Linked DNA regions of Homo sapiens: region 2 is linked to region 1. The links are chromatin contacts, found by Hi-C or POLR2A ChIA-PET in ENCODE. All regions are on one chromosome and are shown on one strand. The core of a region is the stretch at or near the end of the contact, and the rest is flanking DNA. Distances in the headings are between cores, read along the strand shown.

What was found. A loop is a pair of places that touch in the nucleus more often than their neighbours do. ChIA-PET counts read pairs that join two places held with the same protein, here RNA polymerase II (POLR2A). Pooled maps may share reads with other maps.
Region 2: a map of HepG2 shows a loop between it and region 1 (3-fold over the local background). The contact joins two enhancer-like sites. A Hi-C loop is called at or near these places in 5 of 168 maps with a recorded cell type or tissue (GM12878, HepG2, cardiac septum and 1 more), 29 of 37 single-sample maps with no recorded cell type and 5 of 50 pooled maps. POLR2A ChIA-PET finds 5 or more read pairs at or near these places in 2 of 52 experiments (CD8-positive, alpha-beta T cell and HepG2).

What each region holds. Positions count from the first base shown.
Region 1 is chr1:118,912,967-118,916,777 of GRCh38, reverse strand. TBX15 (T-box transcription factor 15) reads left to right here. Exons shown (of 8, transcript NM_001330677.2): 6 at 2,599-2,663. Among named protein-coding and RNA genes, the nearest start is that of TBX15, 73 kb to the left of the region's middle. Within about 2 kb of position 2,302, at least 2 of the 41 ENCODE cell types and tissues checked have a DNase peak (open chromatin) inside an H3K27ac peak, as active enhancers do.
Region 2 is chr1:118,958,947-118,962,794 of GRCh38, reverse strand. The region is part of intron 1 of TBX15 (T-box transcription factor 15); the gene reads left to right. Among named protein-coding and RNA genes, the nearest start is that of TBX15, 27 kb to the left of the region's middle. RefSeq lists an enhancer at 2,058-2,672. Within about 2 kb of position 1,976, at least 6 of the 41 ENCODE cell types and tissues checked have a DNase peak (open chromatin) inside an H3K27ac peak, as active enhancers do.

The DNA.
Region 1 (3,811 bases), core at 1,053-3,552:
TCTCTCGCCTCAGCCTCCCAAGTAGCTGGGACTACAGGTGCACACCACCATGCCTAGGTAATTTTTTGTATTTTTAAGTAGAGATGGTGTTTCATCATGTTTCCCAGGCTGGTCTTGAACTCCTGAGCTCAGGCAATCCATCTGCCTCGGCCTCCCAAAGTATGAGGATTGCAGGCATGAGCCACCACGCTTGGCCTCTTGACTTTTTAATAATCGCCATTTCTGACTGGCGTGAGATGGTATCTCATTGTGGTTTTGATTTGCATTTCTCTAATGATCAGTGATGTTGAGCTTTTTTTCATGTGTTTCTTGGCCACATAAATGTCTTCTTTTGTGAAGTGTCTGTTCATATCCTGTGTTACATAGTGCCTTTCTTAAGAAATGCTTCCTTTGTCCTTTTTCCTTCTCTTGTGTTTTCATTAAAATCCTACACATCTTTCAAGGCCTAGCTCACATGCTGTCTCTAACATGAAACCCCAGAGCCCTTCAACATGGAGTAATTCCTACTTCGTCTAAGCTTTCAGGGTACTTTGCCTTTATTGTGAACTTTATGACCTTCTTTTTTATATTGTAATTGTTAGTGCACATCTGCTTCTTTCTTCTGGATTATAAGCTCCTTGAGGAAAAATGGATGACACACAGCTATACACTGGCTGTACACCATTCTGTCACCTGTGTTGCTTGTCACACTGCTTTGCACACAGAAGGCACTTGATGATAAATGATAAGTGGCACAACCACTCTCTTCATAAAGCTCCCTAATTCTCACATTAAAAGCTTTAAAACAAGTGTACAGATATTGTTTTTTTCTAACACTTGAGACATTTGCTATTAAATTTCCATGCATACCCATTGGCCTGGGATCCAATGAGCTGTGGGAAATATATTTTTAACCATTTCCCCCGGGCCCATGAAGTAGAGTGCTGTTATATTTACAGGGGTCTGTGGAGACCCCCAAAACATGGTATCACAGTCATGTGTCAGAAATCCCTATCATAAATGAGTTGGACAGGATAAACCAACTTGAAAGAGAAAATAAAATATTATAACTCCAACTTGAAAAGAAAATATGGTGCATGGTTTATTGCTGTGGATTATGGAGGAAGAAAGAACTGATTTTCGGTCAAACACAGAAAAGCAGTGACACTCTTTAAACTCAATACAGTATTCATATGGCAGACACTCGACTTTAGAAAGCCAAACCTTTAGACTCCTGCTATGGTCTATAAAATACATGTAAAATTGCTTTTGCTACATTGTTGGTGCTGCATAATTAGTGTGCAATTTTAAAGGCAAGGAATATTTAGGAAGAAAATAACCTTGAAGCCTGGAAGACTCTTTCAAGTCAGAGTCTGTTTGTCAGAATCTCACATTGCTTTGAAAGACCTTTAAAGACTGCGGTCTTGGGAAATTCCACTCTGATAAAATGAGGTGAAAGAGAACTAGGAAAGATTTGCAATGTAGGAAACAACTTTAGCTGTCCTAGTGATACGTTCTACAATTATCAAAAATATGAAGATGGTCTTAAATAATGAGATTCCCTTATTTCTAGAATCACCTTGCATTGGGAGTGCCTTCCTTCCTTCCTGAGCTCCCTAGCACCTATGCCTAAGTCTCCATTGCTTGCATGTAGTGAGTCATTAACAATTCAGACACAAAGGTACCAAGGCTGAAAGTGGAAACACTAGAGTGCATGTGACATATGTTGTTCAGGCTTGTTCTAGTCTACAGGCATGAGGGCAATATATACAACCATGGCAGGGTTTGCCAGAACTAAGATAGGATGCAATGGATGGGGACTTATGCATTGAGTGGGGGTTGAACCACATGGCCCCTGAGGACCAAGCTGGTGACACAATTGGATGTGCTAGCTTGGTCAGCCTTATGAAACTGGCTCTTTGTTTCTGATTTGCTTGTGAGTCTTGGAGACTGGATAACATGTACTGCATCCTGCCCCATTCAGTCTCACATTGTAGATTTTCCTTTGGGTAAGACCCTGGCAAAAGTCTGCTTTTTCTGTCTTCTACATGAACATTTCAAGTCATTAAATGAATAATTTCTAGTGGTAGGAAAGGCATGCCTTCAGTGAAATGGCAAATGCAGTCAATTTTTTGGGTCTTTCAGGCTAAGGCAGATTGTCTTGTGGTCTGATTCCACCTAACTGAATTGACTGAGTCCATTATTAATTATTAACTCACTTACACATCATTTGTTTACTCACTCATTCAACAAGCATTTTTTAAGTGCCTCCCGTGTGTCATGTACCATGGACGTGACCATTGACCAATTTTCCATTTCAATATCTGTCTAGGCAAGTGATTTACCACCACTCTGGGGCAAGGAAGGTGAGTAGGAGAGAGTTTTTAGAGTCACATACTGGGCAAATTTTAGTTTTTATAGAGAAGTGAGTCGGGTGGGTCAGACATCTGTGTGCCAGGCCAAGTTCTATATCCAGCTTCAAATTAAATCTTGAGCTGAAAGGAAATTAAATAAAAGCAACAACTGTTATTAAAAAAGTGATTTTTGTAATTTTCTAGGAGTACTAAGAAAGAAATCAGTTAATATAAAAGCAATTCATACTTATTTGTTTGTTTCCAGATTACCAGATTAAAAATTGACCGAAACCCTTTTGCTAAAGGATTCAGAGATTCTGGGAGAAACAGGTAAGAATCACTGGGGAAGAGGCACTTCTTTTCTATGTGACATTACTTCCCTCACATCCTGCTGATGGTTGATGGCTCCTGCCTTTTAGAAAACACCTGTATGCTCCGCCACTGTGTACACTTCGGCAAAGAGAAATGGATAGCTAACGTAAGAATCAAATTCTTTGTTGCATAGTCTAAATCACCAGATCAAATCCCTCATGCTGTTTTCTTCCCCACATCATATTTAGTAATTGAGTCACTTAAAACAAATTTTATGGTAATTTATTATCATTAAAAGATTGCCATTTTTCTCTGATAAGTATCTATAGGTGGCTTCAGCACCTGCAGTGATATCTCATATATTTCTCATTCCCAGGAAACAAGGAGTTGTAGACAAATAACATTTTTTCAGAAAATTACTACCTTAAGAGCTAAAACAGTGTGAAAAAAAATGTAACTGTTTTTCTCCTGGGAAATAGTTCCAAAATATATCAGATGCTTCCTGCTTTAGAAAAGAGAGTTTACAGAACACCCCTTTCTTGATGACTTAGCCTCAGTCACTATGACTAGGTTATTATATAGTGAATCTCTTATTGCTGAAGTTTATAGGACCATTTGCTCCTGCTATAAATGTCCTTAGAGACTGTGTCATTTCTCTTGTTGATACTTCTTTCTTTTCTCGAAATTCTTTCTCACTCCTCCTATATAAAATTAAAAGCTGTTACCTATGGAAAGTTAGGAGAGAATCAAAATGGGTAGGGAAACCAGCTATATCTAAGATTATTCAATCAGAAAATTTCATCTTGTATAGACAGTATTGAATCCACAAATGTGACACATCTGTCTCATAAGTGCGTAGGCTTTGCAATGACTGTTTATTTTAATAGATTTTTTTTTTTTATAGTTTGAGGGCATTTATTTACATTCAAATGACAGATTACCAGGGGTTATCTTTGGTATTCTGTCTGTAAGAATTTTCAAATAAACCAAAAACTTTTATTTCAAACCATTTTGTGAAATGTGCAGTACATTATATTAAAATCCAGATTTATGCTAAAAATCAGTTATGGCAATCATTTTCTTTACAAAATGACTTATGAATCACTTCTCTACTAAACTTATGTATATTTAAAATATATTTAGATTTGAATAAAATGGTATTCACC
Region 2 (3,848 bases), core at 727-3,226, 46 kb before region 1:
ATCATCATTGTCACCAATTTTCTAGATTCCCACTGAAGGCTTTATTGTGTAGCTAAGTAAACCGATACAGTGAGGAAACTGTAAAGGGGTAGAGAGAGTCCCTTAAATCCTAGAGGTTACACTTTATGGGGACATGAAAACTTCAGTTTAGCACTTGGTTTGGCCATTTTTGAGAGCACTTTGATATGATACACTAGTATTTCATAATTGATTAGAGGTAGTGAGGTGGTTCACTGAAGTTCATGAAGCCTTATCAGTTTTCCACTTGTCCATCTAGGATATTTTGAGGCTTTGGAACGAGCATCATTGTCATTTAAATACAGAAGGGGGTGTTGTTGGTTGCTTTTGGCCACAGAGACAAGAGTAAGTAGCCTGCTTTACTTTTGGGAGAAGTGATGATAGTTACCCTTATCATCAGCTGAATTGTCATTACGCATTGAGGAAATGTAGGCACGATTTGAGGTTATGTAGGCAACCAGAAGTTGAAGGCTGTCTTTAGGGTTTACCTAAAAAAGCGATAGTCAATTTTTTATTTATCTGATATTGGAACAAATTGTAAGCTCACATAGCCAAAATGTTATCAGTGCTGGTCTGTAGTAATGGACCCTTACACAGTTTTCCTTAGAGTTCTACAAAAAATGAATGTGCCTTTTGTGTAACACTGTCCTCATAGAAAAAAGAAATTTTGTTGGCTAGGATTTGGGCTTAATGTACTAGAACTTTTGAAAAATTGGCATATCCTCATGATATAAATGTTAATCCTGGCTTCTTGTAGTTCTTCTGGAAAAGTAGAAGTTGACTGTAACTTAAAAAGTTCTTCAGTAAACATCCATATATTGGGTTGTAGGAAGACCAAAGCCATTGTCATTTGCTTCGGCATGGGTACCAATAGGTACCATAGCCTGTCTTGATTATAGGAGAGGGTCTTATCTCAGCACTTGGACTGTACATACCTTGAAGACAGGGATAGTGCCTTAATCATCTTTGCATTCCCCTCAGAGCTCACCAGAGAGTCCCCCAGGTAGCAGGTACCAAGGAGATGCTCATGGAAGTGACTCAGCTTGTAGTGGGAAAGAATGGGGTTAGACACATGATACTCCCAGCTCTGCTAGTACTAGATAGGAAATTTTGAGCAAATCACTTTTCTTCCCTAGGCCTCAGGATTCACACTTAAATATGGGGATCTAGTGAGATGAAACTTCTTATCCTTTTTTGGCCTCCATCATCAAGCTTCTGCTTCAGAGAGTCAGAGGAAGGCTCTAGGAACCTGAATTTTACATAGTAAATGGGGCATTCTTCTGACATCTCCCTTCCCCTCATGCACTTTGAGTAATGCTCCTTCTCCCCAAGGAAGATGGCTGCCTGATTCCTAGCAGTACTTTGCAAACATCGAGACTGTAGAAGAGTACATGCTCAATTTCAGTGGAGAGAATGAATCACACTCTCATCATAGCAATAGTTGATTCACTTATTCAACAAATATGGTATTAGGTGCTGGGAGGTATAAAGATGAATAAACACCATTCTCTGCTCTTAAGAAGACAGATATGTAATCAGACAAGTGAAACACAGGGGGATGGGTGTCTCGACAGAATATGAACAGAGTATGGGGCACAGAGCCTGAGTTAGGAAGGGGGAACCAGGAAATCATTTTTAGTCTCTTGATTCCCATCAGGTTTCCTATAGCAGGGCCTGGATGAAGAGGACCTTGCATGAATTCCCAGTCCTTGGGGGCCACCACTCTCCTGCAGTTCCTATAGCCCAGCACAACTGCCACTCACTTCTTTTGCTCCCCAGCCTTTCCTGCTACTGCTGCTGCCTGCAGATCTCTGTCCATGGCCGCCCAGTGTCGATGACAGCAGCAATAACAAATTGCTCCTCCCTCACACCAAGAGGATGGGTTGGGCCAAGTCCAGGATGATTAAATTGCACTTTGAGCCACTGCTGTGTTGACCAGACCTCGACTCTGCCCTCCCTCCTCCCTTCAAAGCAACAAGTAGCAAACACTGGGGATGATTGAGTCAGAGTGGCCGCTTGTCCCTATTTCCTCACACCAGCCTGGACTTTGGAACACGAAGCCCTGATCCTGAGGGAGACTCTGCCGGCTCACTCAGTAGCCTGCCTGGGAGGCTGTGTCATCTCCTATAAATTAAACCTTGTGCTTTCTACCCTGGCAGGCCTTCCCTGCAGCCATTCCTCTCATTGTCCAGTTTGGCCTCCTGGTCGCTCAATTGTGTTGTATAAACTTTGGTACTTTTTAGGACTGGCCTCCTCTTCTGGGTCCTGGGAAGCTTGCAGCTGTGGATCTCAAAGCTTGGAGAAGCTCAGTCACTGAGTCTGGCCACCCAAGCCATTCGCTTCAAAGGTTAGATGGAGGTGCAAGGGCAGTGAAGAGCTGCAGGTGTTCTCTAGGTCTGATTTGCATCCAGTTGTTTCCATTCAGCTGCAAAAATGCATGGGGCTCTCGAAACTAGAGCTTCCTGGTGTGAATCAGATGAAACCTGAACTGGGCGGAAGGTGGCAAGTTTTCCAGTGCAAGCCTAGCGGATGTACTTAGTTGGAAAGTCACGTCAGGCCCATAAACACAGCAAGATGGAGAGGCCGCCAAAAACAGAGGCAGAAATAGCCAGGGGGTCCCCCATCCCGCCTCACTCAAACCACAGGCTCCTGCCAGACATTCTTCTCCCTTGCTCTGACTTCCCTTTTCTCTTCTTTTTTTTTTTTTTTCTCTTTCTCTTCAAGTTTTGCTTTGCTCCAGTGATTCTTCAGCTAGCCCTGCAGCTGTCTTGACAATTTCTAAGTTGCTGCTGGGCCTTTTCTTGGAGTGCAGGAGAGATTCAGAGAAGATGGTTTCAGTCTAGGGCTTTTCTCTGGGAAGCCGCAGGTGAAACATGCCTCTCTACTCCACCCCAAGGTACTATATTCCAGGTGTCTGTACAAGGAGGAGAAATTGGCTCCTAACTCTGGTTGTAATCAGAGCATCTTTGGATGTACTGAATTTATTGCAGACATTTGTGCCTATTCTGATTTCGAAGTCAGATTTCATCTCTTTCTCATTTGGTCTATATGTAGCTCCCCTCGCTCACTGAACTGAGTTCATTCACTATTTAACAATGATGAATTAGGGGGCTGGAGTAGGACTGACACTGTTCTGGAGAACAAAGCTCTATATTTTGCTAGTGCTCAGAGTGTTCAGGTGGTTTTAGGGAAAACACAACAGCAGTGAAACAGGTGCTGCAGTGGCAGTAACTCCAGGGAAGGCTCAGTTCAGCTTGGCAGGGCTGATGTGTTTTTTTCCAGCTACAGAATCTGGAGCCTCTACAGTGCTGACAGAGGTTAGGTACTGGAAATATCAAGGACCATCATCTCTCAGGCCTGAAACACCTTGTACATTTCATGTTCAGCTGCAGAAGCCTTGAACACCTGGCAGAACACAGCTGTCTGCCTTCCAAAGGAGAGCTGATGGTCTCTCTTGCAGATGTCTATAAATACATATTCTTATTCGCCTGAAGGCTTTCTGGCATGGATCAGGGTGTATCCTCCACAGCCCAGCATTCATAGTTGGGAGGATTCACTGAGGTAATGTGGGAGGTATCTAGCACAGTTCCTGGTGCAGAAGAGGCCTTAATTGTTGACATTTCCCACTCTATTCCACATTCCCCTTTTTCCTTTGTTCTTAGTTTCTACCCTCTCCCTCAAGGAATGTTACCAGAGTATATGTTTAACTTCACACACACATACTCTCTCTCTCTCTCTCTCTCTCTCTCTCTGATATTATACCTTCTGATGACCACTAAGGCCTTTTCTTCCCAAATTAGAGAGCCTCCCTATTAATTAGTATTTATAAT